Linked DNA regions of Homo sapiens: all the other regions are linked to region 3. A link is a loop called in an ENCODE intact Hi-C map of the cell type or tissue named here. Cell type or tissue: gastrocnemius medialis. All regions are shown on one strand. Each heading gives the region's core, and the rest is flanking DNA. Links, peaks and the distances in the headings are about the cores only.

What was found. Hi-C counts contacts between places; a loop is a spot of excess contacts. Peaks named below come from ENCODE experiments on the same cell type or tissue, not always from the same donor. Only the 100,000 strongest peaks of a DNase experiment are listed, where the experiment ranks them.
Region 1: a loop joins it to region 3, with 12 times the contacts of the local background. A loop is called at or near these places in 56 of 110 quality-filtered maps.
Region 2: a loop joins it to region 3, with 3 times the contacts of the local background. A loop is called at or near these places in 6 of 110 quality-filtered maps.

What each region holds. Positions count from the first base shown.
Region 1 is chr4:123,767,039-123,778,073 of GRCh38, reverse strand. The region is part of intron 3 of LINC01091 (long intergenic non-protein coding RNA 1091); the gene reads right to left. Among named protein-coding and RNA genes, the nearest start is that of LINC01091, 120 kb to the right of the region's middle. RefSeq lists an enhancer at 1,761-1,820. In gastrocnemius medialis, for the core only: a CTCF peak has its summit at 5,047 (motif pointing left); a DNase peak (open chromatin) is centred at 5,041; H3K27ac peaks cover 6 bases.
Region 2 is chr4:123,334,641-123,345,675 of GRCh38, reverse strand. No RefSeq gene overlaps it. Among named protein-coding and RNA genes, the nearest start is that of SPRY1, 57 kb to the left of the region's middle. RefSeq lists an enhancer at 5,048-5,342. In gastrocnemius medialis, for the core only: no CTCF peak of the experiment used is centred there; DNase peaks (open chromatin) are centred at 5,046 and 5,308; H3K27ac peaks cover 5,545 bases.
Region 3 is chr4:124,106,394-124,117,428 of GRCh38, reverse strand. All of the region lies in intron 2 of LOC105377407 (a long non-coding RNA gene), which reads left to right. Among named protein-coding and RNA genes, the nearest start is that of LINC02516, 450 kb to the left of the region's middle. In gastrocnemius medialis, for the core only: a CTCF peak has its summit at 5,377; a DNase peak (open chromatin) is centred at 5,381; H3K27ac peaks cover 664 bases.

The DNA of each region.
Region 1 (11,035 bases), core at 1,696-9,695, 340 kb after region 3:
TGTTTTTACAGGTATTTAAGTTTAATAATATCTACATTTTCACCCAGATCTTTATAGATGCAAGAATTATAATACCAATGAAAGCTTTAAATATGATACAAATGACCTTGTAAAGACATTTCATAAACTCGTTCATTTAAAAAAGTAACAAAATGTTTCTAACACAAGGATACATTTTTAAGAGAATAAATGGGTGTTTGAATGAAAATAGCATGGTTGATTTATATTCTTTTTCCACCAAAAAAATACAATTGGAGGTAAGAGTAAGCAGAGGTTCTCAATGCTGCAAGATGGCTAACAGTATATAAACCATCCACAATGAGCTATTCATCCCTTCAGTTCAATTTAAGAGAAAAATAAATAGGATTTTAGGCCTCCAACCTTTACAAGGACATACAGTGCTCTGAGAGTTCCACTTGGCTTCTGTCTTTGTCCAAATTATCTTACATTCCAGAATTCTAGAATCAGCCCACACCAGATGGATTTTTCAAGTTTATTTAGGTCTAAACTTGAAGCCCACAGGAAGTATTTTGAGCAGCTCCAGGGTTTGAGATGTGGAAAGGCTCTCTAGGGCTTACAAACAACCACTTTGTGTCAAATTAGCTCAATGTAGTTGGCAAGAGACTGACTGTGCAGCTGTACGGAGTTGCATTGCCAGTCCCTTAGCTACCAGAGCCATTGACCAGCTATTCTGGCTCAAAAAGGATTAATCGAAATCATCAACATTTGTTCTTCAAGGTCTTATTTCAAAACTGTTAATGTTATATTTTTGAGACCTCTGAGATTTCATAACAATTTTTGTAACCTGTTTAAACATTCAATCACAATGTCAGGAAATCCTGCTTTCTAAATTAAATTCCTCCTGGTACAACTGAGGTCCTTTTCCATGTTGTCCCCTTTCGGGAGATCAAGCATATTATAGTCACTGTCTTCTGAGAAGCTGTATCCCTCATAGCTGAAGGTAGTCATCCTACTTAATATCTCCAAGGTCTTATTTTATGATCATATCACCATCTGTGTGATTCTCCTCAGAATCATTCCCAAACTCTTCTTTGTAAACCACGAAGTCTTACGCTGGAAGTAGTACTCAACATCACTTCATAATCTCCCTTTAGCAGGGGTAGTTGATGCGTAATTTAGCTGTAAAATCTTCAACAAGTACTCTGCCTTCAACATATATATCCTCATAGTACCACATTCACAGTCCCTGTAATTTCACAGAGGAGTGTCCAGAAAAATGCCATCTACACTCACCATTTCCTCTCCCTACCTTTCTCCTCAACTCAGGAAAATCTGGCTTTTGCTCAAATAATTAAAATTGGTTTTGCCAAGATGTGAGTTGACAAATCTAATGAACACTTTTTGTTCACATCTCAATAGACTTTTTGGCAGTTTTTGACTCCCTTGCTGTCTTCTGTCTTGGTAGTATCACTTTTCCTCTACCTCTCAGGAAGCACCTTCAAAGTTTTCTTCAAGGCTCCTCTTTGTCTGTCTTTTAAATGTTGATTATCCCCAAGGTTCCTGTCCAGGCACTCTCTGTCTCTCTCTCTCTCTCTCTCTCTCTCTCTCTCTCATCACATCTGCTGTTCCTTACTCTCAAAGCTTTAGCTACACCTACATACCAGTATGTGTTAGAGCAATGTCTTCAGTTTAGATCTTTCTCATAAGTTTCAGTTCCCTTTGTGCAATGCCTGCCAGAAATTGCACCCGCATAAGCACACACTCTTCAAACTTAAGATATTCAAATCTCCATCCCTCATAAGGCTACAATCATCCTATATTTTGTGTGTAGTGAATGGCACAGCATTTACCAGAGTCTCCAGCTAGAAACCTAAGAGTCATTCTTGCTTATTCATTCATTCATTCATTTACTAAACAGCTCTATCTTTGCATCTCCCCAATCCCTGCACTGTACAACGTACTTGGGATAGAATAGTAAAGAAAGCAACAAAGTCCCTACCCTTACAGAGTTTACAGATTAGTGACAGAACAGAGATTAAATAAACTACAAGCTCACACTCACCAGCCCCCTTCTAAAGTAGGCCACAACTCAGTTCCCTGGGATTCCCAACCAATGGACCCAAGGCTTGGCCCTCCTGAGAAATAGTCAAGAAGGATATATTTGCAGAGTGAGAATGGAGTTTGAAGCACAGGTTAGTAAGTTCACCGACATGGTGTGATGCCTATCATGGTGTGGAACAGAGTTGGGATTGGAAGAGAAGAAGGAGAACAAGAATAGGCTATGGGCCAGGGGCCAGATGTCCCTGTGCTTCCACTTTCCTGAATGGAACTTCAAGGATTCCAAGGATTTAAAATTCAAATATGCTTTCCCAGTCATTATAAAGGTATATTTGTCAAAGTAGAAGGAAACAATAGATTTTACTTAAGCTTTTATGAGTTTGGCTTATAATTTTTAAGTATTTAGAAATAATACACTACATGAACTTCCATTCATACTTTTGCCCCACAAATATTAGGGGCATCCCTGAAATGTATTTGGTAATACTGAAAAAGATAAAAGAGAGATAAAGAGAGAGGACCACAAATATACAACATTAAGAATGAGAAGTGGATGACATTACTACACATACAATAGAAATTAAAGAGGGAATACCAAGAAAAGCCTATCATTTGGAAAAAATGGACAATTTTATTTTTAAAAACTATACAAAAATTGCCTTATGTAAAAAGAAAATTTAAATAGTTCTATAACATTAAAGAAATTGAGCAAAACAATAAGTAAAAAATTATCATGAGGGAAAAATAACATCACTGAGATCAGATAATTTTACAGGTAAATTCTACCAAAACATTCAAGAAACAGATTATTCAAATTTTATACACACTCTTTGAGAAAATATAAAAGGACAAAAATTTTCATCTCATTTTGATACCAAAACTAAAAGACAGTGTAAGTAAGGAACATTGAAAGCTAATCTCAGACATGAACACTGATGCAAAATGCTGAATCAAATATTAAACAAGCTAAATCCAGAAATTAATAAAAATAATATGCCATACCAAATCTTGTGTACCCCAGAACTGCTAGAATGATTTTCACTAGAAATTCTATCAATAAAATGAATTACTTTAACAAATTTAAGGAGGAAAAAGAAGTGACCATCTCAATAGAAAGAGGAAAAGCATCAATAAATTTCAAATCTGATTCATAATAAAAACTAATAAAGGAAAGATATTTCCTTAAAGAGATGATGAGTACCTAAAAAAAAAGAAGAAGAAGAAAAGGAAACTTCAACAAAAGTTATTTAATGGTGAAACATAAAAGTATTCCGTTAAAATCAGGAACAAGTAAAGGAAGACATAAAAGGTTAATTTCTGGAAGTGGAATAACTGAGATACAGGAAATTAGTATTTTAATTTTAATAGATAATACAAAAGCACTCTTCCAAAAGGTGTTGATTTTACAATTCTAGTGCCCATTTCCCCATACCTTTACTGGCATTGAATGTTATTCATCTTTTTAATCACTGCCCATCTGTTAAGAAAACAAATTTTATTTTTGCTTTGTGAAGATTCTGTTTATGTCATTTGTAGAGTCTTACTTAATATTTTAGGTTGTTGTAGCTTACCATTGTTACTGAATATTGAGGGAGAGGAGGATGAGAAAGGTTGCCAATAGTCTTAACTGAGCTTAATGGCATCGGTAAAAAATGAAAATGATCTCTATGAAAACTTACCCAAAAGGGCATTATAAATATGTGTAGTATAACAATGTTATCTGCACCAGAAGTTGAGTCAGGAAATCTGTATCTGTGCCTCATGCCTTATTTCAGCCACCATATCCTTCCAGAGGCTTCATGGCAGGCAAGCAACACAATGAGAGAATTCTGGTGTTCTCAACCATGGCAACTCTCACAGCCATGGGTGAAGGCCTCTCCCCTGAGATCTCAGACCTGGAGATGCCTCTGTCAAGCAATGGCTCTTGGGTGAACATGTATGATACAACTTCTATTATCGCAAGTCTGGAACTGTATTCACCAACATATGCACATCCAATGCTACCAGAATCTATGAAAACTCAGTGATAAAAAAATCAGAGTCAAATTCCCCCAGGTTTTTGTTTTAACTGCTTTCTTGCAGAAAAAAAACTTCTTTTCTGGATGAATGCTGTTTCACAGAAACCCATTTCTCAGTCTACAAACATAGTTTCCGGATAATAATTTGCAATAAACCTTTTGCTCAAATCACCAAGAACAGGAGGTCTGAAATATACTTCAGAGTTGTGTGACTTTTGAAACCCACCTCAGCAGCCCTGAAGCTGTTATTTGTTGCTCTTTTTCAGATATAACCTCAGTCCTTCCTCACTGAGAATATTAGGGTTAAGATTTAAGAATACAGATAGTCTTTGAATTCAGATAGCTCTGGATTAAACACCAGTTCCTCCACTTAAAGGCTGTGTGACCTTGGGTGAGTTCCTCTAAGCCTCCATTTCCTCCTCAGTTTTTTGTTTTTGTTTAGTTGTTGTTGTTTTGAGAAGGAGTCTCACTCTATCACCCAGGCTGGAGTGCAGTGGTGCGATCTCGGCTCACTGCAACCTCCACCTCCCGGGTTCAAGCAATTGTCCTGCATCAGCCTCCCAAACAGCTGAGACTATCGGCGCCTGCCACCACACCCGGCTAATTTTTATTGTATTTTTAGTAAAGACTGGGTTTCACTATGTTGGCCAGGCTGGTCTTGAACTCCTGACCTCATGATCCGCCCCCTTCGGCCTCCCAAAGTGCTGGGATTACAGGTGTGAGCCATCGCCCCAGGCGTTCTCCTCTGTTTTATGAAGACAGTATAGCCCTGCACTGAATAATTGTGAAGATCAAATGAGACAATGTATTTAAATCATACCTTTAATAAGTGCTCAATAAATGGTAGCTATCATCACTATTATTTCTCTCAAAGAATGCTCCTTTCTAGATTCCCCAGTCCCTCTTGCTTTTCTTCAGTTCCCTCACCTCCTCAAAGAGCTATCGAGCCCAGCCTTGGATTGGCTAAGTCACTCACAAGTCCAGAGCGCAATTCACAGCTATGTCCATACTGCGCCCTCTAGTGTCACTTTAGGGACTATGTGACTCTGGAAGCGCCGTTACCTCCAGGATTACGCCAAGGGTGTAAATTTCTCTATGTCAGGTGCATGCCCTCCACTGCCAACGTCACTCCACAGCTTGATAATGGTGGTGCTCACAGAGCACTGACATTCATTTAGGTCTGGGTAAGGCTCACATTCCATAAGGTGGGATGGAAAGAATCATCAGTCCCTTCTAACAGGGAGCTTTCAAGCTCCAGAAACCAGGAGACTCATTCAACACATTCATCTCTATATGTCCACCTGGGACCATTAGGCACATAGATGTAAATTTTATCTGGAAATAGCCCTGAGTGCCCCCATGCGTGTGTACAGCCAGGGAAACACACCTACTGGGAGGTCATACTCACCACCCCACTTCTAAACCAGGCCACAGTTTAGAACCCCTTGGTTATATAATATGGATAACGGATGTCTAATAAATGCTTTTAATGGCTTGAGATTATATCTGCTCTTGAGCCTGTGTGTTCAAAGGTAGTAAAACCAAAACACTGGTGAAATGGTAGAAGAAGAATAATAAATTTGTTGACACAAAATTCCAGCACAGATTTTCAATTGCTCATCTCTGTTCAATATGACGAGAAATGAGAGCTAACACCTATTCAGCACTTGCTGTATGTTAGGTACTGTTCTAAAAGTTTTACCTGTATTAGCTCATTTAATACTCAGAACAACATTACAAGGCATTTATTTTTCCCATGTTTTAGATGACAAAACTGAGGCACAAAATGGTTAGTAAGTGGCCCAATATTGAACGTTTACCAAATGGCAGATCTAGGTGAGTAACAAATGGCGTTAAGAAAAACCACAAAATTACAACTTTAGAAAGTTTATCAGAGGGAAAGAAGGAAGGAACAAAGGAATGAAGAAAGGAATGAAGGAAGAAAAGAAGGAAGGAAGGAAAGAAGGAAGGAAGAAGAAAGAAAGAAATTAAGAAAAACTACATGTGATATATTTTAACACAAAGCAGACTCCCATCAATGTAACCAGATGATGTCAGCAGGATGGTGAAAGGACTCAACATAAAGAAAGGACTGTTGAAGCTGTTGAAACAATCCAATCAGCTACTTCTTGACATTCAGACAGTGGTCCAATCTGAGTGGAAGAACCACTATGAACTCTTGCTGTGGGTCACACTTGCTAAGACCAAGCCATACCTCCTGACATAAGACTCTAAACCATACTTTCTACTAGAAAATATAAGAAACATAGTAGCTCTCCCTAAGGGGCTATTTCACCATTCATAAAGATGATAACTTGGATAGATATCTATGTTAATCATGCTTTGAGAAGTCAATAAGATGTTACATTTGTTGAAAAGTAATTTAAACAGACTAAGACACCAACCTGAAATGTGCTCAAAAAGGTGATCATGTGCCCTTAAACAGACCTTCATCTACACTATAAGCCATGTAGGTATCCATTTTATGTGTCTCCTAATCTTCCATTATCAAATTATTTATTCTCAGCATATTATAAGCAATAGTAGCAGAGGATCATTGGCTTGGTACTAACTGTGATTTTCAACTCTTGTCCTGAACTGAATCTGCAGCAGCAGAATTTTCCTTGGCTCTTACAGGTTATAGGAAATGGTACATTCCTGGTCCTCTTTGAAGTATAGTTCCTACTAATCCTCTTCTCAGATGCAGAGATCCCCAAACAACCTCAAAACCTCCTCTAATAGGGCCCTGTGTAATCCAAGGCCACTAGCATTTGCCAGCGCACTCACACCACCTCACCATCTCTTCCCAGCAGGAGGTTTCATAGCACAGATAACCCTGACCTACTTAAAGAACTCTAAGCTCCTATAGCACAAATACATGCATAAATATATACCAGATGCACAGATCAAATTTAAGAAGAATAGATTATGGACATGGAACTGTCAACATGACCTTCACAATCACATTTTTTCATCCTTCCATGTGGTGTCCACCTGTGGTGCACTGTCAGTGGGTTTGGTTGAAGCTCAGTAGGTTCTCACTTTCAAAGTTGGCTTTGTGCCTATGGGATTTTTTTTTTTTAGCTTTGTTTTCAGCGATGCGGGTGCCCATAGAACTAAAAATTATCCAAGATAAATGGTTCACCTTTAAAATTTGTCTGTGGCTGGGCACGGTGGCTCACGCCTGTAATCCTAGCACTTTGGGAGGCCGAGGCGGGCGGATCACGAGGTCAGGAGATCGAGACCATCCTGGCTAACATGGTGAAACCCCCGTTTCTACTAAAAATACAAAAAATTAGCCGGGCGCGTTGGCGGGCGCCTGTAGTCCCAGCTACTCGGGAGGCTGAGGCGGGAGAACGGCGTGAACCCGGGAGGCGGAGCTTGCAGTGAGCCGAGATCGCACCACTGCACTCCAGTCTGGGCAACAGAGGGAGACTCCGTCTCAAAAAAAAAAAAAAAAAAAAATTGTCTGTAAAGGAAAACTGTTTTATTATCATCATTAGAAAGACTTCAGTTGTCCTTGTTCTTTTACCATTAACAACGTAATAAAAATTACATCAGGAAACTACAGAAGCCTGGTATTTTATTCTTAAAACTACTCTTCCAAATGAAAATGATTTCTATAAAACATGCACTAAACTTTTCTAAATAAAGACTCAAAAATTTAAAAGCATATAGATAGAACAAAGAAGTAGAGATATTACACTAAGCAATAAGAACCTCAGTCAAGGCTGGGCACAGTGGCTCACGCCTGTAATCCCAACAATTTGAGAGGCTGAGGCGGACAGATCACCTGAGGTCAGGAGTTCGAGAACAGCCTGGCCAACATGGTGAAACACTGTCTCTACTTAAAAATACAAAAATTAGCCAGGTGTGGTGGTGCACCCCTGTAATCCCAGCTACTCGGGTGGCTGAGGCAGGAGAATTGAACCCAGCAGGCAGAGGTTGCAGTGAGCCGAGATCGCATCACTGCACTCCAGCCTGGGTGACAGAGCAAGAGTCTGTCTAAAAAAAAAAAAAAAAAAAAAAAAAAAAAACAACCTGAGTCAATACCCAAGTTCATCTTGGAAAAAAAAATTAATTACCCTGGTAGCGATCAATCATCCTGTGTCTTTACTTACAAGTTCGGGAAGCAATTCTAAGAACCTACATACATGAAGAAGATTCCAAACAGCTTTGTAGGTTTGGTGTCTCTCAAAGACAAATTCTTAGCTTGCATTTACTCATTAAAAAAAAAACTTCAGGCCAGGTGTGGTGGCTCACGCCTGTAATCCCAGCACTTTGGGAGGCCGAGATGGGCAGATCACTTGAGCCCAATGCTGGGATTGGCAGCAGGTGCTTGGAGCCAGAAAGCAAGTAATAAAACACATCCAAGTGGAAAAAAAGTGTTCAGTATCACTCAGTGATGCCCAAAAGCACTTCAAAGCAAAGCATCTATGAGGTGATTATGAGTGTCTATGCATGGAACCAAGAAGAATAATGAAATGAGGTTAATGTTGGAAAGCAAAATGACAGTAAATCTGAGAGAGAGAGTGGAGTTTTGCCCGCCCATGGCCATGCTGTTTCCTTTTTCTAAAATGCTCTTCTTTCTCTTTCTCATCTCTCACCTGTTTAACATGAAGACTCATCCTGTATGTCAATACTTCTGAGAAATTTCCCAAACTCTCTTGGCTGAGTTGAATATGCACTGCCTTAATATTCTGCTTATTTTTATACCCATTTACCTGCTGTTGTAATTGTCAATATGACTTCTCTAAGTACCTGTAGAAAGCAGGATATCCCTAGTGCATGACACAGTACCTGGCATAAAAACAATGCCTGATGATGGCTGTGGAATGTGCACCAAGTGTGAAATTATCAAGAGGAAATCTGGATACAAGTCAAAAGACCTGGCTTTTCATCTATGATCTGCCATTATATGACTTTGGGCAAGTCATTTCTTTTCTCTGTGCCTGAGTTTTCTCATCTTTAGAATGAGGAATTAATATTTTTTTTTTGAGACACAGTCTGTCTCTGTCACCCAGGCTGGAGTGCAGTGGCATGATCTCGGCACACTGCAACCTCCGCCTCAGGGTTCAAGTGATTCTCCTGCCTCAGCCTCCCTAGTAGCTGGGATTATAGGCACCTGCCACCACGCCTGGCTAACTTTTGTATTTTTAGTAGAGACAGGGTTTCACCATGTTGGCCAGGCTGGTCTCAAACTCCTGACCTCAAGAGATCTGCCTGCCTCAGCCTCCCAAAGTGCTGGGATTACAGGTGTGAGCCACCTCACCCTGCCAAGATTATCTTTAAAGTTATTTAAAACTGTAACATTCTATGATTCTATAGTGAAGTTTTCTTCTCTACTTTTCATCTTGAATTCAAAACATGCTTTACTCTTAGTATTTCTTATCCCGAGTTGATCCATTGTAACACCCTTTCTTAACATCCATTACACCCGGATCCATGACCAGTAAAGGAGCCAATGTTTGCTGTTCTATTTTTAGAGACTTTTTGTCATAACTATACAAAACTGTGAAGGTAGTATTAATTGCATGATCTCCACAGACACCTGTAAGCAAGAAAATATAGGTGATTTTCACATTCTCATTTACCATTCTTGGATAAAAAAAATTATGTCATATCACAAACTTCTCATATGCAAATATGCAAGCACAAAGAGACCATTGTCACTGCATTCAGAAGAAAATCTACCATGGAGTTTAGTTATGAAAACCCACATGCTTAAAACAATTCTTATCTCTAGTGAGCAATGCTTTGCAATCCTCATTCTAACTCTTTTTCTTGTTCTTTGTCTTTCCTCAGGCCATCTTCCAAGACCCTCAGTGCAGAAGTACCCTTTCTTCAACTCACTGCTGATATGTCCTTTCCAAAATACAGATAGAAACACAAATATCGTATTCAAATACTTTTCCCTTTATAGCTTTCAAATTTATAACCTTAGAGCAAGAAAGGACATTACAGTTTATGAAGTCAGAATTGTTCTGGTGAGTCAGTGAAGTCACCATCACTTTTCAGTTGCATACATTTAAAAAAATATATGGCTAAGTAATTGTTTACATTTTTCTGTAACCCCTAAACCGTGTAATCCTGAGCAAGTAACTTCACCTCCCTGAGTCAAATGTGAAACTGGAGAATTTGAATCAATAATACTTGAGGAATCTTCCCTTTTTAAAAATTCTATACTTTTTTTTAACTTTTATTTTAGCTTCAGGGCTACATGTGCAGGTTTGTTATATAGGTAAATTGTGCCTCATGGGGGTTTGGTGTACAGATTATTTCATCACCCAGGTAATAAGCACAGTACCCAATAGGTCGTTTTCCAGTCCTCACCCTCCTCACACCCTCTACCCTCAAGTAGGCCCAGGTGTCTGTTGTTCCCTTCTTTATGTCCATGTGTACTCAATGTTTAGCTTCCACTTAAAAGTGAGAACATGTGGTGTCTGGTTTTCTGTTCCTGTGTTAGTTCACTTAGGATGATGACTTCCAGTTCCATCCATGTTGCTGCAAAGGATATGTCTTTTTATGGCTGTGTAGTATTCCATGGTGTATATGTACCACATAAAAGTCTATAAATATATTACCATCTCTTTGCATGCAAAGAGATAATTTGAAAAAAAAACTGATAATAAAAATGATCATTATAAAATTAGGACTGCTTGCCATAAAAAGGAACAAGATCATGTCCTTTGCAGGAAAATGGATGGAGCTGGAAGCCATTATCCTCAGCAAACTAAAACAGGAACAGAAAACCAAACACCGCATGTTCTCACTTATAAGTGGGAGCTGAACAATGAGAACATATGGACACAGGGAGGGGAACAACACACACTGGGGCCTGTCAGGTGGCAGGGGAGAGAGAGTGTCAGGATAAATAGCTAATATATGTGGGACTTAATACCTAGGTGATGGGGTTGACAGGTGAGCAGACCACCATGGCACACGTTTACCTGTGTAACAAACCAGCACCTCCTGCACATGTTTCCCAGAACTTAAAG
Region 2 (11,035 bases), core at 919-8,918, 770 kb after region 3:
AATTTTTATTTATTTGTTTGCTTGCTAGCTAGAGAGTTATAAAAGTCTTGAAAAGGCTCGGCATGAAAACTGATGCAGCCAAAAGACACCAGCTCTGAGCTCTTGTTTCAGGTAATTCCTGCCTGGAATCGGCCTGTACCTGGTCCAGACAGCTGTACTCCCTTCACCAGGCCTGATTCCTGAACGCATGAACTGTCTTATAAAGTCCGAGTGGACATTTGCATCAGGGTGTCTTAATCACTAGCAGGGTGTGAAAATGTGCACACATGCTCACTCACTCCAAAACCAAGGAGAAAAAATCCTACAAGAGTAAAACTTGGGAGAACATAATCCAGTTCTGTCCTCCTCCTCTTAGAGGGAAATCCTCAGAGCCAGAGGTCAGTACAGTTGCCCAGACAAATAAATTTTCCCTTTACCTCTGGCTACACCAATCTTGTTTGCTTTTAATGTCATGCATGTCCTGGTACAGCCAGGACGGGGAAAGCTCCGTGGAGACAGGTGCAGTTTCTTGTCACTCTTGCTCTAGGAAGTGCTCAGCCCACCCTGCAGGAGGGCGCAAAGACCCTCTAGGAAAATACCCTCGGCCCTGCCCCATCCCGGCCCCATACTGCACTTGGAGGGAAAAAGCATCTTTTACCCAACACAAACCAGGACAGCTGAATTTGCTTATGACAAACACGTATGTGCTCCACAGCTATTTATTGAGTACTTGGAGTGAGGCTCAGTACTAAATGTTGAGAGAACTCAGGAAAATTCAAACTATGGCTCTTGTCCTAGTAAACGAGCTAGACAAATAAAACAAATACATGTAGAAATACTATATTTCCTTGATTCAGAGATGGCATTTATAGAAAGACATGCTATCAAGTAATAACTTTTTGGGAAAAGCTAACCCTCATCAAATGTATGCATTGATTATGAGATGGAACCTCAGCAATTATGAGATAAAAAGTGATTTCTGAAATACTGGCATGTGAAGGGCAGGTGCAGTGGGGGAGTGGGGCCATGTGGCGATGGTGGTGATGCTCTTCTGGCAGTTGCCTGGTGCCCCTGCTCTTCACTAGGAATGGTGCTACCTGCTTCCTAAACGCGATAGCATTTCATTTGCATAACAATCCTGGTGGTGTTGATACTGTGATTCTCATTTTTACAAATGAGAAAACTGAGAGACAGGGAGCAACCTTCCCAAGGTCAGAAAGCCCCTAAGTTAGGGAGCTGGCATGCGAGCTCATGTGTGAGAAGCAAGAGCAGACAGCGGGTAGAAGACAGGCTCTAGGGTCAGAACCCTGGCCTTCCTACCTGCAAGCCATGTGGTTTTAGGCAAAGTACATAATCTCTTTGTGCTTCAGTTTTTATATCTGTAAAATGGGAACTAAGAATAGCCCTTACCTAGTAGGGCTGTTTTAAAGTTTAAAAATGACAATGTCCTCCAAAAGCTTAACTGGGTACCCTGTACATTGAAAATGCACAGTAAATATAAGCTAGGGCTGTTTTTCTATTCTGATGCAGGAAAATGCTTAATCAATTTTAAATACTTAATAGGCCATGTAGGTGGTAATGGTGATCAGGTTCAGAGGTTCAGATTTTACTAGGAGTCTTGTTCCGCTCAAAGTAAACCATGTAATAAATCCTTGCCCGTCTTCATGATACTCTCGTCACTAAGAAGGCAGAGGAAACAACAAGGGAACTTCTATTCTTGACTTCATTCTGATGAAAAAGAACCTGATGGCTATTGTGTAACTTCCAGGAACCTAGAGAAAAACATGACTGTGTCATTCTGCATTAAATTGAGGAAAGGAACCACCAGGCTGAGGTGACCTGAACCTGGACTTTGGAAAATAGGCTTCAGAAAGTTCAGAAATACGATAAATGTGCCCCGCTTGGCCAAGGATATGATTCACACGAAAGGGAAATTCTGAAAGAACAAAACAAAACAAAAGAATGTTAGATTGTACACTTAGAAATTATTCCTGTGAAAAAGAACAGATGACGGCAGCCACAGAAAAACCTCTCAGGTTGTTCAGATTTCAACAGGACACATGTAAAAGGCAGAGGATGTGCGCTCCGGGAGGCCGTGCCCTGTGTGCTTGGAAGGAGGTGGGAAGGGTAGGCCAATGAGCCCTCGTTAAAGACAAGCCCTGCGTCACACTTTATAGACATCAGTTCATTTTATCCTTCACATTTTATCCTGAAAAGGTAGATGTTATGAGCTTTGTGTTTCAGAGTAAGAAATTTGTACTGAGAGGCCGGGTGATTTGCCGGGAATCACACAAATCGTCGACGGTAGAGCTGGGATTGGAATCCAGAACGGTGCGGATGTGAAGTCCAAGCTCTTCTCCCTGGCTCTGTCATCTTCCTCCTCAGCAGAATGACCATCCTAAATGTCTGGAGTAGGGGGCCAGGAGTGCTTTGGTGCCACATAGAGATTTCTATTCCTGTTACTTGGGTAGGTGTCCTCTTCACAGCATATCAACTAGCTAGGATGGGTTGAGCAGACCGGGAAGGCCAAAAGTCAAGGTGTCTATGCTTGGGGGTAGAGGGCACCCCTGTCCCAGTGCTGCAGGCTCAAAGCCGAGGCCCGGCCTTGGCTCCCTCCTGGTGTGCTTGTTCTCACCACCGTGGTCCCTGCCCTGACTCTAGATATGTTCACCCAGTGAATTCAGGCTATCCTATGTCCTTTCATTAAAAGAATGTCCTATCTAATCCTGAGCCTATACGCGGTGGCATTTTGAAGATTGTCATGGAATGACTGTATGTGACACAGAGTAAACAAGTCAATGTATCCATCTTGATCAACATCAGCAGACAGTGTCACACTAACTCGGGGAGTGACTACTCATCTTTGTGTGAAGGCCAAGAGTGCCTCATACAGCAAAATAAATTCTACTTTACCAAGCCATGCCCATCTGATAACTGTCTCTGTATTTATTTATTTATTTTTAGAGACAGGGTTTCACTCTGTCACCAAAGCTGTAGTGCAGTGGTGCAATCATAGCTCACTGCAGCCTTGAACTTCTGGGCTCAAACAATCCTTGTGGCTCAACCTCTTCTTGAGTATCTAGGACTACAGACACATGCCACCATGCTGGGCACATTTTTAAACTTTTTTTTTATAGAGATGAGGTCTCACTATGTTGTTCAGGCTGGTCTCCAACTCCTGGCTCCAAGCGATCCTCTCACCTCGCCTCCCAAAGTGATAGGATTATAGGCGTGAGCCCCCATGCCTGGCCCGTCTCATCCTTTATTGAGAAGATATCTGTTATCTGTCTTCCTTTAAGCCTCCCTAGCAATCTCTTTTGTAATCTTTGAAAACTTCTGGTTGTTCTATTTCCTCCAGTCTAATTAAAGCAATGGTCTGGTTTCTGGCTACGATTGCTCAGAGAGGATCAGGAGTTATAAAGGCCAAACTATGTACTGTTGGGATGGTTTTCTGGGAATACTCACAGAGAAAGGCAAGGTTCAAATGCTGGGCATGCGACTAAAGACAGAAATGTGTTACTAGAGATTTCCATAATTCTCTGCCATGAATCTCAAAATAGGTATGAAACCAGGAGATAAATCTGTATAAGGAAGGGATAGATGGAGAATAATACCATTAACTCAGGTTTAAACTTAGTCCACTGGGAGGCCAAGGCAGGCAGATCACGAGGTCAGGAGTTCCAGACAAATCTGACCAACATGGTGAAACCCCATCTCTACTAAAAATACAAAAATTAGCTGGGTGTGGTGGTGGGCACCTGTAGTCCCAGCTACTCGGGAGGCTGAGGTAGGAGAATAGCTTGAACCTTGGAGGCAGAGGTTGTGGTGAGCCGAGATCATGCCACTGCACTCCAGCCTGGGTGACAGAGTGAGACTGTCTCAAAAAAAAAAAAAATTAAACTTAGCCCAAAAATTCAAAAGTGAACCTCTAAAAAGAAGTCAAGGGTAACTGCTGTAGAAGTCCAGCCAGGCAGATGGTGGCACAAAGAATCTGGAGCAGCTGGCGTGGGGCCTCAGCCATGGAGACAGTTCAGTTCAAGGACGGGAAAGCCAGTTGTTGGGGAACTGGGAAAGAAGCAGGAATGAACGTCCCTTGGAAAAGAGGAAGAGACTTGGTTGTAGGAGAGAGCTAGGATACCAACGTCGACGTGATGAAATTGATTTTAGCCACTAACCCATGTCCCATCTGTTCCTTCTACTCAAACACTGAGGCATGACTGAACTTAGAGGTGAGAGCCTCAGTTAGATGAGCCATAAAGCTTCATCAAAGCATAGGAGGTCATTACCTCACAAACCTACCCCAGGTCAGGCCAACATTTACTATATATCATGCTCTGGGGGCAATGTTTGTGCTTTTTATTTTACCTTTATGTAAGCTATCTATTATTTTGTTTATGGTCAGTTTGTATTTTAAACATATCAGCCTGGCTGATGGTACTTTGTCACAGCAGCCCTAGTAAACTAATACAATCGTCAGTTTTGTTTTCAATTTGGTGTGTATTAATTGGCTTAATTATGATCCTTAAATTGTCATCATTGGGTTGTAGATGTCCAACTTATATTCAGTTATTGATTTATTTTTAGTAATATAATAAACATCTGCGAGCCCATCTCCTAAACAAAAGTCAGTCTGGAAAATAAGTCAGAGCTAATGACATGTTCCCCCAGCAACCTCACCCCATCCTCCCCAGCAGCATCCTGGTTTTCCTAGCTTTTCTGTCGATGTAGATTATTGCAGTCCTAAACTGCATGTATTTTAAAACATTTTAGCTACTTTAAACTGTATAAAAGGTATCGTGTAGTATATGTTTTGCGACTTTCGTTTCCATTACATTGCTAAGATTCACCCATCTGCATGTGGCTGTAGTTCATTCGTTATGCTACTTTGCTGTTTCGAAATAAAATCTTCATGACTGCTTTTTAGAAATATACTCACATTCTCATTCTTATCCCATTGTTTCTACTATTTTAATATAAAGGCCTGGCGAAGACCCTGTTTCGGGAAGGAGGAGACTCTCTGGCCCATGTGCCGTAAGGACATTTTGGGCTCACAACTGCAGGGGTGTTCCGGCCTTATTGTGACTCTCAGAGCTTCACCGACAACAGCCACGAGGACTTACTTCTTAAAATGAAGCATTTCCCTTTGGTCACCAACCAAGAGGATAGAACAGTAAGGTGACTCATGTTGCTCTGATTTCAAAGGGTGTGTAAAGGGAAACGTTAATGTGAGTCAGAATTTACCCAATGGTTTTGAGTAAATAGCCCTGAAATAGTCTTTTTCTCCTGGGGTTGCTGAATGAGAGCAGCGTGGCCATACTTTCCTAAAGGAAGCAGTGTGGCTTGGGAGGTGCAGTACAGCCCTGGAGGGCTGACAACCTGGTAGATGCAAGCCATCCGCCTCCTACTTTGTGACCTTGGGCCAGTCACTGAATGCAATGGTGCACAGATACCCAGTTCTAATTCTAGGGTCAGAGACTGCACTGCCTCCCTTCTGTGTTCACACAGAGCCATTTCTAGCTCTTAAAGTGTCTAAGCAGGGCCTGTGTTTTTCCTCATTACAGTAAACATTTTGTGAAACAGGTATTGGTGGCTGTATAGTACTGGGTTTGGCCATGATGTTGGATCCTCAAACCCAGGGCTGTGTGGCCAGACCCAGGCCAAAGCTCCCAACATGGCCACCTCACAGGCTCTGGAGAGGGACTTGCTGGGCCCAGTGGAAGGCAGCTTAGGCTCCACATCCTCTCCGTCTTCCGGCTTCTCTGTGAAGCACAGGTTATTGTTTGTACCCTTTGATGCTTTTCTAAAGGCTATGTAAGGAGCATTTTCAAAGGTAGAAAATGGAGAGAGCTGGAGATGCCGTGGGAGGGAAGACTGGAGAAAGAAAGTCTAACCAGTGCAAACATTAAAATCAAATGACCCTTGTGCCATAAATTAGGGGGTTGGGGAAATGGCTTATTATGCAGCTGAGGTGTTTGAAATGTAGAATTTGCTGGGTTGGCAGATTAATCCCATTTATACTGGGGAAAGTATTCCATGACATTAAAGGATTTATCTATTTGCTAATCTGCTTCAGACTCCACAGACCTTGTTTTAATAAGGGGGTTGGGGAGAGGAAAGGGTTAGAAAGAAGGGGGTTAGGAAAAGGAAGACAGGGATTTCGTTCCCATTTCTGCTATAAGTTTTGTTAACTAAATGCCTAATAGGGACTTCAAAAACACGGTAGAATCCACTCCTTAAATGTAACATGCATTACTTATAATATGGACAAAGTAGAGTTTTTTATTTGTTTTGTTTTTGTTTTTGTTTTTTGTTTAACAATGTTAATGCGATCATTCTCTGTAAATACATAAGCAAGAATATATTTCTTCTGCTACTTTAAACCTAGGATATAAAGAACTTTTTAGAGAGAAAAGCAAATGAAAAATGGGTGTAGGATTCTAACAAGCTTTAATCTTCATTACTAGATTTATTGGGAGCAACCACCAACAATTATTTTAATTTGGAGCAGTTCCCATTTTTCCCATTTTTAAAACCCCTTCCCCCAAAATGCAAACAAACATTCGCCTTTGCTGTTGCCTTTTTCCTCCTGGATGGACTACGCAGCGCAATAGCCAAACATCCTCTTAATCTCTTTTTCAAAGACTCTAACCTTCTTTTGCGTAAAGCAGTCATTTTGTTTTGTTCCACAGCACCTTGACAATGCCGAGAAAACATAATCCTTTACTTACAATAGAATCTCAGATTTGCTGTTCCATTACCGGGTAGCCTAAGCATTTGTATTAAAAGACGGTTCAGCCTTTTTTCAAGGAGGCATTTCCTTCCTTACCTTCCTCACAGAAAGTTCTGCTTTATTTTTAGTAATATCCTGGCTTCTGGTATTGTATTTGTGCACATAATCCCTTCACAATAATGCTTAGCACTGTGGTGGCACCTTCCCTCCACGGAACTCAAAGGCCTTTACAAACATTAATTAATTCTCACAGCACCCCCACGAGATGGGTGAGTATTCCCTTCCAATTGGTATATTATTATCCCCATTTTGTGATTTTGCCAAAATTCCTTTGCCTTCTTCCCCAGTGTTCTTTTTAATAGAATTCATCTTCAGTCCACTGGGACTGGCCAGTTAAGACCATGGTAAAGAAACGAACTAGCAATAAAAAGGAAACAAAAAAGAAGAATGTGAACTGTGATATAGGCAACCTCAGAGATATTGAGGGGTCAGTTCTGGATCAGAGCAATAAAGCAAGCATCATGATAGAGTCACATGAATTTTTTTGGTTTGCCAGTGCACATATAAGTTACATTTATGTTATACTGTAGTTTATTAAGTGTGCAATAGCATATGCATATGCCTAAAAAAAGTATGTCCTTTTGTTTTTTTTTTTTTTTTTGAGACGCAGTCTTTGCTCTGTTGATTAGGCTGGAGTGCAATGGCGCCATCTTGGCTCACTGCAATCTCTGCCTCCCGGGTTCAATTCTCCCGCTTCAGCCTCTCGAGTAGCTGGGATTACAGGCATGCGCCACCACGTGCAACTAATTTTTGTATTTTCAGTAGAGATGGGTTTTTGCCATGTTGGCCAGGCTGGTTTGAACTCCTGACCTCAGGTGATCCACCCACCTCAGCCTCCCAAAGTGCTGTGATTACAGGTGTGAGCCACCACGCCCAGCCAAAAAGTATATGTCTTAATTCAAAAATATTTTATTGCTAAAAAATGCTAATGACCATCTGAGCCTTCAGCAAGTTGTGATCTTTTTGCTGGTGGAGGGTCTTGCCTCCATGTTGATGATGGCTGACTGATCAGAATAGTGGTTGCTGAAGGTTGGGGTGGCTGTGGCTATTTCTTAAAATAAGACAAAAATGATGTTTGCCATACAGATTGATTCTTCCTTTTGCGAAAGATTTCTCTGTAGGATGAGATACTATTGGATAACATTTTACCCACAGTAGAACTTCTTTCAAAATTGGAGACAATCCTCTCAAAACCTGCTCTTGCTTTATCAACTAAGTTTATGGAATATTCTAAATCTTCTGTTGTCATTTCGACAATGTTCGCAGCATCTCCACCAGGAGTAGCTTCCATCTCAAGGAACTTCTTTCTTTGCTCATCCATAAGAAGCAACTCCTCATCTGTTAGAGTTTTATCCTGAGATTGTAGCAATTCAGTTCCATCTTCAGGCTCTACTTCTTATTCTAGTTGTCTCCTACTTCCACCTCATTTGCAGTTACTTCTTCCATTGAAGTCCTGAACCCCTCAAAGTCATCTAGGAGGGCTTAAATTACTTCTTCCAAACTCCAGTTAATGTTGCTATTTTGATCTTCTCTCCTGAATCATGAATGTTCTTAGTGGCATCAAAAATCACGAATCTTTTCTAGAAGGTGTTTTCAATTTACTTTGCCCAGATCCATCAGGGGAATCACTGTCTGTGGCAGCCTTACAAAATACATTTTATAAATCATAAAACTTGAAAGTCTAAATTACTCTTTGATCCATGGGCTGCAGAATGGGTGTTCTATTAGCAGGCATAAAAACAACATTAGGGGATCTGGCAAGATGGCTGAATAGAAACAGCTCCAGTCGGCAGCTCCCAGTGAGACCAATGCAGAATGCAGGTGATTTCTGCTTTTCCAACTGAGGTACCCAGTTCATCTAATGGGACTGGTTAGACAGTGGGTGCAGCCCATGGAGGGCGAGCAGAAGCAGGGTGGGGTGTTGCCTCACCCAGGAAGTGCAAGGGGTCAGGGAACTCCCTCCCCTAGCCAAGGGAAGCCATGAGGGACTGTGCTTTGAGGGACGCTGCTATCTGGCCCAGATACTACACTTTTCCTATGGTTTTTGCAACCCTCAGACCAGGAGATTCCCTCAGGTACCTACACCACCAGGGCCCTGGGTTTCAAGCACAAAACTGGGTGACCACTTAGGCAGACACTGAGCTAGCTGCAGGAGTTTTGTTTTTTTTTTTTTTGTACTCCAGTGGCACCTGGAACCCCAGCGAGACAGAACCTTTCACTCTCCTGTAAAGGCGGCTGAAGCCAGGGAGCCAAGCAGTCTTGCTCAGTGGGTCCCACCCCCACGGAGCCCAGCAAGCCAAGATCCACTGGTTTGAAATTCTCGCTGCCAGCACAGCAGTCTGAAGTCAACCTGGGATGCTCGAGCTTGGTGGAGGGAGGGGCGTCCACCATTACTGAGGCTTGAGTAGGCGGTTTTCCCCTCATAGTGTAAACAAAGCTGCTGGGAAGTTTGGACTGGGCAGAACCCACCACAGCTTGGCAAAGCTGCTGTAGCCAGACTGCCTCTCTAGATTCCTCCTGTCTGGGCAGGGCATCTCTGAAATAAAGGCAGCAGCCCCAGTCAGGGGCTTATAGGTAAAACTCCCATCTCCCTGAGACAGAGCACCGGGGGGAAGGGGTGGCTGTGGGTACAGCTTCAGCAGACTTAAACATTCCTGCCTGCTGGCTCTGAAGAGAGCAGTGGATCTCCCAGCACAGCGCTTGAGCTCTACTAAGGGACAGACTGCCTCCTCAAGAGGGTCGCTGACCCCCGTGCCTCCTGACTGGGAGACATCTCCCAGCAGGGGTCGACAGACACCTCATACAGGAGAGCTCTGGCTGGCAACTAGTGGGTGCCCCTCTGGGACAAAGCTTCCAGAGGAAGGAATGGGCAGCAATCTTTGCTGTTCTGCAGCATCCGCTGGTGATACCCAGGCAAACAGAGTTGGGAGTGGACCTCCAGCAAATTCCAACAGACCCGCAGATGAGTTAAAAGACCAGCAGACTGTTAGAAGAAAAACTAACAAACAGAAAGTAATAACATCAACATTAACAAAAAGGACACCCATGCAAAAACCCCATCCAAAGGTCATCAGCACCAAAGATCAAAGGTAGATAAATCCACAAAGATGAGGAAAAACCAGCACAAAAATGCTGAAAATTCCAAAATGCTTCTTTTCTTCCAAAGGATCACAACTCTTTGCCAGCAAGGGAACAAACTGGAAGAAGAACGAGTTTGACAAATTCATAGAAGGAGGCTTCAAAAGGTGGGTAATAACAAACTCCTCTGAGCTAAAGGATCATGTTCTAACCCAATGCAAGGAAACTAAGAACCTTGATAAAAGATTAAAGGAATTTCTAACTAGCATAACCAGTTTAGAGAAGAACATAAATGATCTGATGGAGCTGGAAAACACAGCACAAGAACTTCGTGAAGCGTACACAAGTATCAATAGCCGAATCAATCAAGCAAAAGAAAGTATATCAGAGATAGAAGATGAACTTAATGAAATAAAGTGAGAAGACAAGATTAGAGAAAAAAGAATGAAAGGGAATGAACAAAGCTTCCAAGAAATATGGGACTACGTGAAAAGACCAAACCTATGATTGGTTGTTGTACCTGAAAGTGATGGGGAGAATGGAACCAAGTTGGAAAACACTTCAGGTTATTATCCAGGAGAACCTCCCCAACCTACCAAGACAGGCCAACATTCAAATTCAGGAAATACAGAGAACACCACAAAGATACTCCTGGAGAAGAGCAACCCCAAGTCACATAATTGTCAGATTCACAAAGGTTGAAACAAAGGAAAAATGTTAAGGGCAGCCAGAGAGAAAGACCAGGTTACCCACAAAGGGAAGCCCATCAGGTTAACAGCTAATCTCTCTGCAGAAGTCTTACAAGCCAGAAGAGAATGAGGGCCCATATTCAACATTTTTAAAGAAAAGAATTTTCAACTCAGAATTTCATATCCAGCCAAACTAAGCTTCGTAAGTGAAGGAGAAATAAAATCCTTTACAGACAAGCAAATGCTGAGGGATTTTGTCACCACCAGACCTGCCTTACAAGAGCTCCTGAAGGAAGCACTAAATATGGAAAGGAAAAACCAGTGCCAGCCACTGCAAAAACATACCAAAATATAAGGACCAATGACACTATGAAGAAAATGCATCAACTAATGTGCAAAATAACTAGCTAGCACCATGATGACAGGATCAAATTCAAACATAATAATACTAACCTTAAATGTAAATGGGCTAAATGACTCAATTAAAAGAACAGTCTGG
Region 3 (11,035 bases), core at 1,922-9,921:
CAGTGGGGTTGACATATGCTTGTCCTGGCTCTCTAAATGTGGCTGTCCACTTGGGCTAATTTAGATGCATGCAGCTCGGCCAAGCAATGTCACAGGCAAATATTGATTGCTTCTCCCACTACACATTTTTAAATCTTTTGCTGAATCAAAACCTCTATGCCTTATCCTGCTCAGGTTTGAAACTTTGGACTTTCGAGAGCCTAGTCTGGGGAGAAAAGGTGCTTTAACTGTTTCATTTTCTTTACCTTTCCTTTATTACAATTCGAACTCTATTCAAAGAAATGTGTTTGTTTCTAATTTGCAGAGACATGCAGAAATAAAAAAAAACACACAAAGATAAATATTTCAAGATACTATCTTATTCCGTGTGTGTGTGTGTGTGCACCTGTGTGCCTGTCTGCATTTTTATTTATCTAGTTAATACCCTGAATTTATTGCAAAATTCTGAAAGGAGAAAAGATGTTAAGTAAACAGGATATTACTATAACAGAAAAACCTCTCAGTTAACTGTACTTAATTAATTATCCTTTTAGCACGGTTTAAGCTGTCTGTGCTAAGTCTACAAGAAACATGAGAATATTCTGGTTACAATCACCTCTTACTCTCTGATTTGCACTATTTCTTTCACATACATTTTCAGTCTTTCTCCTTATGAGTCTCTGAATCACTTCCTAATAACTGCATATTTTTAAGATGGTATTTGCAAATGAAAATAGCATAAATTATTCTTTGTTACTTATCTAAAAAATCGTACAGTTGATCTTTGAACAATACACGGGTTAGGGCACCAAATCCCCAGGGAGTAAAAAATCTGCATGTAACATTGGAGCCCCACAAAAACTTAACTGCTAATAGACTATCGTTGACCAGAAGCTTCACTGATAACATAAGCAGTCAATTAACACATAGTTTGTAGGTTATATGTATTATATATGGTATTCTTACAATAAGATAAGCTAGAGAAAAGAAAATGTTAAGAAAATCATAAGCAAGAGAAAATATATGTACTATTCATTAAGTGGAAGTTGATCAAAAAATTCTTCACCTTCATCATTTCACATTGAGTAGGCTGAGGAGGAGGAGTTGGAATCGCTGTCTCTGGTATGGTGGGGCGGAAGAAAATTCACATATAAGTGGACCTGTGCCGTTCAAATGTATGTTGTTCAAGGGTCAATTGTAATGTGAAAAGTTTTCAGAAAAGGATGATTGCATATATGCATTTACATAGACAGCTGCATATAAACATACACATTACAATGTTCAAATTAGTTCATCAGATTGGTTGATACTCCTTTAGAACAGTGGTCTTCAAAGTGGACATGCACTAAATGATCCACAGATGTGCCAGAATGATAAGAAAGTAGTAAAATGTTCTAACATGTAATATAAGATGGATACTGTTGCCCCACTCTGTCAGTATGCCAGAAGTAACATATCACACATGAGGGGAAAGAGGGCTAGCTAGTCCTCACTCTCAGAAGTAGATAATGGTCCTTTTTTTCCATTCCTTGCTTTCAGAATATGGTCATTTATGAGTACTGTTAAGTGGATTTTCAGATTTAATTATTTAAAATAACAGAGTCCCATAATACTTTGTATCAGATGGAAATAACAATAAAACATTCTCTTTTTTAACCATATGTAGGTTCCTTGATTATCTAAAGCCTTTTTTTCCTCTTTACCTCAAATACATAGCTTTGGGTTAATCGCACTCTTCTGTTTATGATACAATTGTCATTGATCCATAGAACAAATGTCCCCTCTTTTGTATTATTTATTTACACCTTTTTATCTCCATGCCATACCATCCATTGTAAGCTACTTTCCTAATGCTTTTGATGTAGTATTTTTTCTTGTACAAATTCTCATAAAATATGTATTACTATTTTGTATTTATATATGTATTTTAATTTATATAAATATGAATTTTTTTACTTAACTCATCACTATGTTTTTAAGACTCACCCATGATTGTTTCTATTTATATATCCAGTATGAGCCTTTCAAGTGCTGCTACAATATTCTAAAGCATGCACCCACACTATTTCACTAACCATTCTATCAGAGAAGTATGCTCAAATTCCAAAAATTCTGGAAATTTTTGTGCATATCACCATTTGTACATATAACCTTTATTTCCATAGAATATTAATCTGGGAGCAAGACTGGTGAGTAGTGGAATATGCATTTCCTCTGTTTAAATATTGCCAAGTTATTCTCCAGAATGGTTGTCTGAAAGGTAGGAATCTATACTCCCACCTACAGTGCATGGAGGATACCTATAACTCTATATAGCTATGAGTATCTCACCTTTCAAGATTCTGCTAAACTGATGGTAAAATTCTATAGAGTTTTACATCTACAATTGTTGCTTTTATTTGCATTTTATTTACCAATGAGCTTGAGCCTCTCTCATTTACTTTTTAACCTTTTGCAATCTTCATCTGTGAACTGTCTCTTAAACTCTTTGCACATTATTCTACTGAAATTTAGATTTTTTTCTCCATAGAAGTATCATATATTCTTTATTAAGTAAATTTATGAACACTTTATATTTCTCAGTTGCTTATTAGTAGAACAGATAAATGCTACTGTTTTTTTTTCTTAGTCAATCCTGTGCCCAGAAACCTTGCTGAATGCTCTTATTCTATTTTTTTCTAATGATTCCTTTGGTTTTTCTTTATAGGTAATCATACTGTATGAACATAATATAGTCCTCTTTTCCTTGAGGACTTACACCTCTTATTTCTTCTTTTTAAATTCTTTGAGTGTTGAATGAAACCTAGTCTTATGCTAAATAGTGGCAATGATAGAGGATAACTTTGTTTTATGTGTACCCTTGATGTTAAAGGAAATATTTTAAGCTTCTCCACTAAGGATGCTATTTACTGGTACTTTGATATAAAATATCTTTCAAATTAGGGAATATTTTATTTCTACATTTCTAATTATTTATTATAAATATGTTAAAATTTATCAAATTACTATTTGCATCTTTTAAAATCCTCATATTTTCTTTCTCAGTTTATTAATGAGAGCTTTAATATTGAAAGAGTTTCTCATGTTTATCATCTTCTCATTTCTGGGATTAAAAATACCATTTGATTTTGGTATATTTTTTAATATGTTAGATTTATTTATTTAATATTTTGTTTTGGATATTTGCCTCTAGGTTTCTAAGGCAAATATCCCAATAATATCCTTACTGTTTTTTGTTCTTGCTTAGTTGTGAAATCAAGATTCTACTAACCCTGTAGAATAAGGTGGACAGCTTTCGCAGTTTTCTCATTTCTAGAAACACATATAATATAAAAAATAACTATTTCTTAAATGTTGATTAATGTCAAATATAAAACAATCTGGGTTTGAGCAGTTGTGGGAGGCTCTAACACTTTGATTATCAGTTCAATTGCACTGTTCTGTTTGAGTGTTTTATTTCTTCTTCTACCTTTTTGACATTTAATACTTTTTCCCATAATTTACCCTGTATATAAGTATGCAACTTTACTAGCAAGTTCTTGATTATAATGCTCTTTATTATTTTCTTCTCTCTTATTTTTTTGAGTTAATTTTTACTTCCTGAAGAATGTTACTTTCTAAAGCTCAAATTTTTAAGTACCATTTATGTCATACATGCATTTTCTTTAAGTTTTAAATATTTTATAATTTTCCTCATTATTTCCTTTTTGAAATCTAAAACACATATTATTGTTTTTATAAATACAAAATTTTGTTAGCTACATTCTAATTTTATAATATTATGGCCAAAGAACCTAGTCAGTATGTTATTTGCTTTTTTGGAATTTATTGAAGATTCCTTTGAGCAATAGTAGAAGTCAATTTTTATGAATTATCAATTTATAATAAAAATGCATATTTTATCTTTGTTAGGTTTACAGCTGTATAAATATCTAATAGTTTAAACTTGCACATTATGTTTTTTACATATGCTATGTTTGCCTTTTTTCTTTTTTTCTTATGTTTGATTTCTTGGTTTCTGAAAGGTAATGTTAAAAATCTCTAACTACAATGGTTAATATATCTATTTCTCCATGCATTTCTGTTAGTTGTGACGTTATATACTTTGAGGTTTTATTATGGAATACATCCTCATGATGGTTATGTCTTCCTTTATTGTTTCCTTACCAGTATATAAACATCATCTTTGTCTTTTTCAATCATTTCTGGTCTTGAATTCTATATTCTGAGATATTAGCAGCTAAAGATGAACTGTGCACTTTCCTGTAAAAAAAGGCCTGTGATCTAAATATGCTGACAACTCCTGTGAAATCTTTTAAGTAAATGTGCCCTGTTAACAGTGACTAAGACAGTAATTGCTTTTTAAAAACAAATGTGTGCTATGAGGAGAGAATCTTTCAAATGTATACTTAGAAATGTTGTTTGTTGTTTTAGATTTGGGCTGTCTGTAATAATGTAGAAGGAAACCTTATTCCCAAGAATCACCCTCGTGACTTCTTTCCAGCCCCCACTCACCCTTTTCCATGGGAGAAGAAAGTATTTTCCCACTTGTTGAATGTGGGAGAAAAGAAAGGGCATGCATAGACAGCTTCTCTCTATTTGGGGGATCTATCCTTGCAACAAGCTCAGCAAATACACCTGAGTTTCCAGGGGCTAATTGAACTCAGGAGGATGTAGAAGAGCTAGCTGATTTGACTGCTTAGTCACATTTTTATTTGAGGTTTATTAGAAATAAAGCATTTGATATATCTTTCACCAGAAAGTGCTTCTATTGGAGAGAAACTATGTATTTAAGAAAGCAATACCTAGGTTTTATGAGTGAAATGTCTTAATTATGGAGATGCTCTCTACATCTTAAGGTGGAATTATAGAAAAGAAGTAAGCACTAATATTCCTGACAAAAAGAAAAATATACGTTTTGAACATTTAATTCCCATTAATAGTGACTTTCATTCTCATTGGGAGAGAGTCTTTCTTTTCTAAGATCAGATATGGTGCTAATACATAACTCCTCCCCCTGCTGCTTAGTTCTGAGGTTCAAAAGACTGCCAGGTGGCTTTTATCAACCCATGGAAAGCAAAGGATTTTTGCCTCAATTAAATGGTACTTTTCCAAATCTGTTTGTGAGCGGATTTAGGCATTGAAGCCCCAAAGTCACTTTAATAGGTGTGACTAGATTTCCATTTACCAATTAAAAATTTACCTTTTCAGCTGTCTGAACACTGACTCATAGGGTTTTGATTTTCTGTTAGAATAGAGTGACATAAAAAGTCAAATAAATGTTTCATGGTTAGCCAGTTCCAACTTATTACATTGCTGTGTTAAGAAGTCATGCAAACAGAATGTCCATCCGTCCCCTTGAGACATAAATTACTTTGTGATTACTCCAAGTGGCCACTAAAGGTCACTCTTACTCCATTTTCCCAGCCAGTTTTGAAGCCTGGCTCAGGTATAAAATTTGTGAAGCCCCTGTCTTTGTACTAGCAACAGACAGACTTGAGATAGAATGTTTAGGGGTCAAGAAGCACAGTTTCCATACCTATTCAGTTTCAGGAGGATGCCAAACCTGCCTGTCTAAGTGGTTTGAGTCAGAAAGTTTGTGTTACATCTCCATGTTAATGCATTTCTAGAAAAGTTATCAAAATTTATAAAAAGTTCATTTTAAAGTAAATACAGGGTGAATATAAACTTCAGTCATTATATTCTGGCCCAGAGTAAAAAGTCCTTTTTTTAAAGAAGAAATAAGTCATCTTTAGGAAACACATTTAAGACTGAAACTCTTACTGAGCTGATAAATTATAACTGATCCTATATGAGGAAGGGGGAAGGAAGGTTGAAAATAACACTTGCCAAGAATTGAACAGCTTAAATCATCTGTAAAAGTAGTGACATTACATGTAGGAGCCATTTCCTCCTTATACATAACTGTTTGGAATGTTTAGAAAATGCTCATATTTAAAAGTCTTGGATTTCTTAGGTAAGAGAGACGTGTGTGTGTACAATTTACACGAGTGTCTAAGTAAACAGTATAGATACTTAATATCACTAATAATAGGAGGAACATAAACTAAAACAAACAACTATCTTTTAACTTATGAGGACAAAAAATTAAACAGGAAAATAAAGTAGTAAGGTTTTAGAAAAGCAAGGTCATTTGCTTTTCACATTTTGGTGAGATTTTAAATAGGAACTGGCATTTGGCAATAACTAGTAAAAAGAATGTGTATTCTTTTGGACCTAACAGTTTTACCTCTAGAATTTACCTTAGGGAAACACTTACTCATTTGTTCAAGGACATATGTAAAATAAGTTACAGTGAAAAAAGTAGCACAACCCAAAGGTTAGTTATTGAGAGAATGGCTTATTTTATGCCTCAGGATATCATGTATTAATTAAAAGAATTGTTTTCTAAGACATTTGATCAAAAACTCAAATTCTATTAGATAAGTAGAGTATAATGGTATTTATTTTTTAAATGCAAATATTAAAATGCTACATTGAAACACATGAAATTGCTGATATTCACCTATTTTTAATCTACAAGGAAGACAATTTCATATGGTCCAATCTATATATACAAATAATGAGAAAGTAAACTGATTTTTTTCCCCAGAACTCAGGATTGAGGGTGATGATATGAGGGGATTTATAGATAATTTGAAAATATATTTTGTAAGAAGAATATATTCAAATACTGTGTAAATAAAATGTATTAAATGTATATTTAATTTTCCCCCAAATTTTAATATTTTAAATCTTCATTTACCTATGAAGTTCTTAAATTATCAAGATACCTGCAAAAGAAAGTACTTGTACTATTTCTCATTATGCATTAATACTTTTCACATGTACACTACAAACAAATGGGTATGAAGAACAAACACACTGCAATCTGTTACTCATACAGAGTAAAGAATCTGAACTAACCCTGACAACTAAAGAAATTTTATATTTTATATGACTTGACAGAGTAAATCCTTTAGGAAAGCAATGAAGAATCAGTCAAATACTCTTAGACTTACTTAGAAAAATCATTGAACATGATCAATTTAGTAATTCTTTTTTTGTAAGGAATTAATTCATTAAAGTGAATATAACAAATTTTTAAAATAGGTATAATATATTCTAATATTCTTTGCAATAACAATATATGCAGTTATAATATTAAACAATACCGTACATGTGAACCCTTGCTGATATAATAAACTGCCAAAGCCATAGGGATTATTAAATTTTAAGTTGATCATCCCTCTGTATCTTCAGAATGGCTGCCGTAACAGTGATTTTTTTAAATTCTGTTTCCATTCTTGCTGCCCTAGTTCTAACACACATTTTTTTATTCCAATACCCTCTCTCTATATAAAAATATATGTATTATATATGAATAAATATTTATGTATTAGCATGAAAGGCAAAATATTAGGTATTGCTGTTAGCAGATATCAACTGAATCAACCTGGCAATATATTGGATAAGAGTAGCCGGAAGTCCTAGTTTGGGTCCTGCAGTAAACCCAACCTTCTCTTCGAGATATATATGAAAATTAATAGGGCTGACTTCACATAGTCACACTTCTAACTCAGATCTTGTGCTAAATTATTTTAGTTATGTCTTAAACTTTTTGGCAGCAAGAAATGGATTTTGGTCTTTCTCTCTTATACTTAGGCAAAAATCCCAACAAAATAACATAAACTTTGTAGGTCTTCCTGATGATTTAGAAAGGTAGAGGGTGTACATCACAACATGTAATTATCTTTAAATAATATTTTATATATTCCTTAAAAGTTTCCTTTTAAAATTCTTCCCACTCAAGCTTCAACTTCTCCATTTCTCACTCCTCCTTCCAGCAAACTTTAGGAATCATCACTAAGAGTCACAATTACCTGCCATTCTATTAGGTGAGCAATTCAGTTCTCACCAAAATCTCCAATTTCAACCCAACCTTTTCTTATCTCCAACCTTCCAAGATTCTCTGATGAACAACAGTGTCTTTTCCATTTTTCTTTCGCCAAAATAGTTCTAAAAATCTGAGCAAAGGATTCTACTATAATAGTGATGTAACCTGTATCTCAGGCTTTTTATTCTTACTGATCAAGGAACCATTGAAGATATTATGTAATAAAGTGTCTAAACCAATCAGAAATCGGAGAAAACGAAATGTGCTCTGGTGTAAACTGGCTGATAACAACAGAAACTACTGTGAGATGTATTTTTGTAAAATCCTGAACAATTATACAAAGTGCTGCAAGAGTTAGTATTACAGATATAGAAGCTAAAGCAGAGAGGAGGTTAAGTAATTTGCCCAGTATTATACAATCAGTGTTCGACAGAGGTTGGACTGGAACCCAGGCCCCTGACTTCAGAATCTACAGTCATAATCATTACGGGGATTTACATGCAAATGCTTACAGAGGCCAGCCAGGCAGCAATAGGTCTGTGAATTGGACTGGCCAAGTCTAGGGTCTAAGGTAGAGAGTTATTGGTATCTCTGACAACTCTAAAAGGGCTTGGCCAACTCACTGACAAATCATATTAGTAGTTGGAATACATTCGAGTGAGAACAAATCTCAAAATCTCACACTTAATCTATGTGGCTTATTTACAGATACAGAAACAAACCTCTCTTTTCCAAGTTTCCTAAAATATTTAGTCCCTCCTTTTACTTCTAAACTTGGTGAAGTTCTAAACTTCTTTGAAGACTCAGATACAAGGTTTCTGCAGGTTCTGAAGGTCCTAAGTTTCACCTGAATTATATCCTAGCTACTTTGAATGGCTATATTTTCTTCTTGAACTTTTTCTTTCCAGGAATTTGATTAAGGATATTTATACTTGTTTTTTCCCCATATGTCCCTTAACTTTTCTTTAAGTTTTCTATTTATTTATGCTTCCTTGTTTCTTTCTGGAATGTTTCCCAAACTAATCTTTAATTTTGTAATTCACTGATTATTTATTTATACTACCTAGTATATTCTTTATTTCATCTATTGTCTTCACACATAATCCTATTTGGATCTTCTTATGCTTTCTTATTCTTATTGTATATATTTAATAGCTTCCTTTTTTACTTATTATGCTTACTCTGTATTATTTGTTTCTTAGTTATATTTTCTCCACTTTCAGTGAAATACAATTTCAATTTGTAGTTTTGAAATAGTTGTACTCTTTAGGTCTTTTTCTTTGTCTCTTCTGGTGCTTATGAGCTAATATTCTCCTCCTTATGCCTTTCTAAATAGATTATACAATAACTTATTGTATATAAATATATAATTATACAATATACAATATAATACAATAAGTTATTGTATATCTGTTTAGAAAGGCATAAGGAGGAGAATATAAACTCATAAGCACCAGAAGAGACAGAAAAAAAGATCTAAAGAGTACAACTCTCCAGGAGTTATTGTATAATCTATTTAGAAAGGCATAAGGAGGAAGGAAAGTAGACGTTGAAGCTTCTGCTGGTTCAGCATTTTGGTAGAAATTGGGACTGAAACCTCCCTTGTACCCCTTCTACTCTATTTTCCAGATATGATAGAGACCATATGCTCTAACCACAAACCAAGAAATTCAGAAGTTAATAATAAAAAGATAAGTCAAATTATCTTATATTTGAAAATTAGAAAAAAATTTCCAAATAACTCAGGAGTTAGAAATAAATCAATATGAAAAATTCAAAAGACCTAGAGGTGTATAATAATGAAATACTACATGTCAAAATGTATAGGGCTGCATAAGACACCCGTTAAGGGAACATTATATTTTTAAATGCATACATCAGAAATTCAGAAAGGCTAAGAATTAATGAGCAAAGTATCTAACATTTAGAAAATAATAACCAAATATACCCAAATATAACAGAAGAAAAGAAACAATAAAAATAAAAGCATAAATGATAAAATAGAAAATATACATTAGAGTGATGAAAACACAATAGATGGATCAATAAAACCAAAAAGTGGTTGTTTAGAAAAATGACATCAAAATATGCAAATAGTTAACAAGACAATTAAAGACAAAAAGAAAGAAAGCACAAATATTATAAATGGAAAATATGACCAGACTACAGATGAGGCATAAATAAAATTAAAAGATAACAGGAAAATAGTCTCAAGAGACAACAATTTTGAAAATTTATTCAAAATGGACAAATACATTGAAAACTATAACTTACCGAACCAGAATCAAGAAGCAACTAAAAGCCTGAATAGTCCTGCTACTACTAAGGACTTGAAATAGTAGCAAAACAGAAACATTTCCCCAAATTAAACTTCAGGCACAGAGAGTTTTATTTTATTTTATTTAACTTTCAAAGAACAAATTATCCCTAACACATAAAAATTAAAAGTCCACACTCCTAGAATAAAAGTCATTGTTCTGTAGACATTTTAACAAGTCAATGTAAGAAATGTGGCTTTTAACATATTTTGCTGATCAATGACAACGCTTTTCAGTCAATCCGTGTCTAAAAACCAGCCAATCAGTGACAGCCCTACATTTTGAACATCAGCTAACCAGCAATAGACTCATTACAAACCATGCTTCTAAAACTAACATTAACCGAGTTCCACCTGTATGGTAAACAATGACAAACATACTTCAGTAAATAACAGAAAACATTTCAAAAACTAATAGCAACCCACTCCTGCCTCCATGGACAACATAAACCATTCTCTAGGAATGACAACAACCTACATCTGCTCCTATGCCCAACACAAAACAAAACAAACTATTTTTCTAAACTGTATATAAGATCAGAAGATTCTTTTCTCAGTCAAAACTAGACCAAGAATGAGTTCCATAGCCCTTCACTTGGTAGTATTCTGTGGCACCCTCAGACCAATAAGCATGCTATCCTTATACCTTGTGCTCAAATTTCATTTGACCTTCAAATTTGCTGCCAGTTGAGCTTGATTAGAAATAAGCACTGACTTGATTTGTTGCTATTTAATTTTGTTACCAGAGGGTTCATAACCAATAGGTCTTTATATATGTCAATTAGACCTAAATCATGGTATAATATAATTAGGCCTTTTTCTAATTTTCTTTACCATGGATA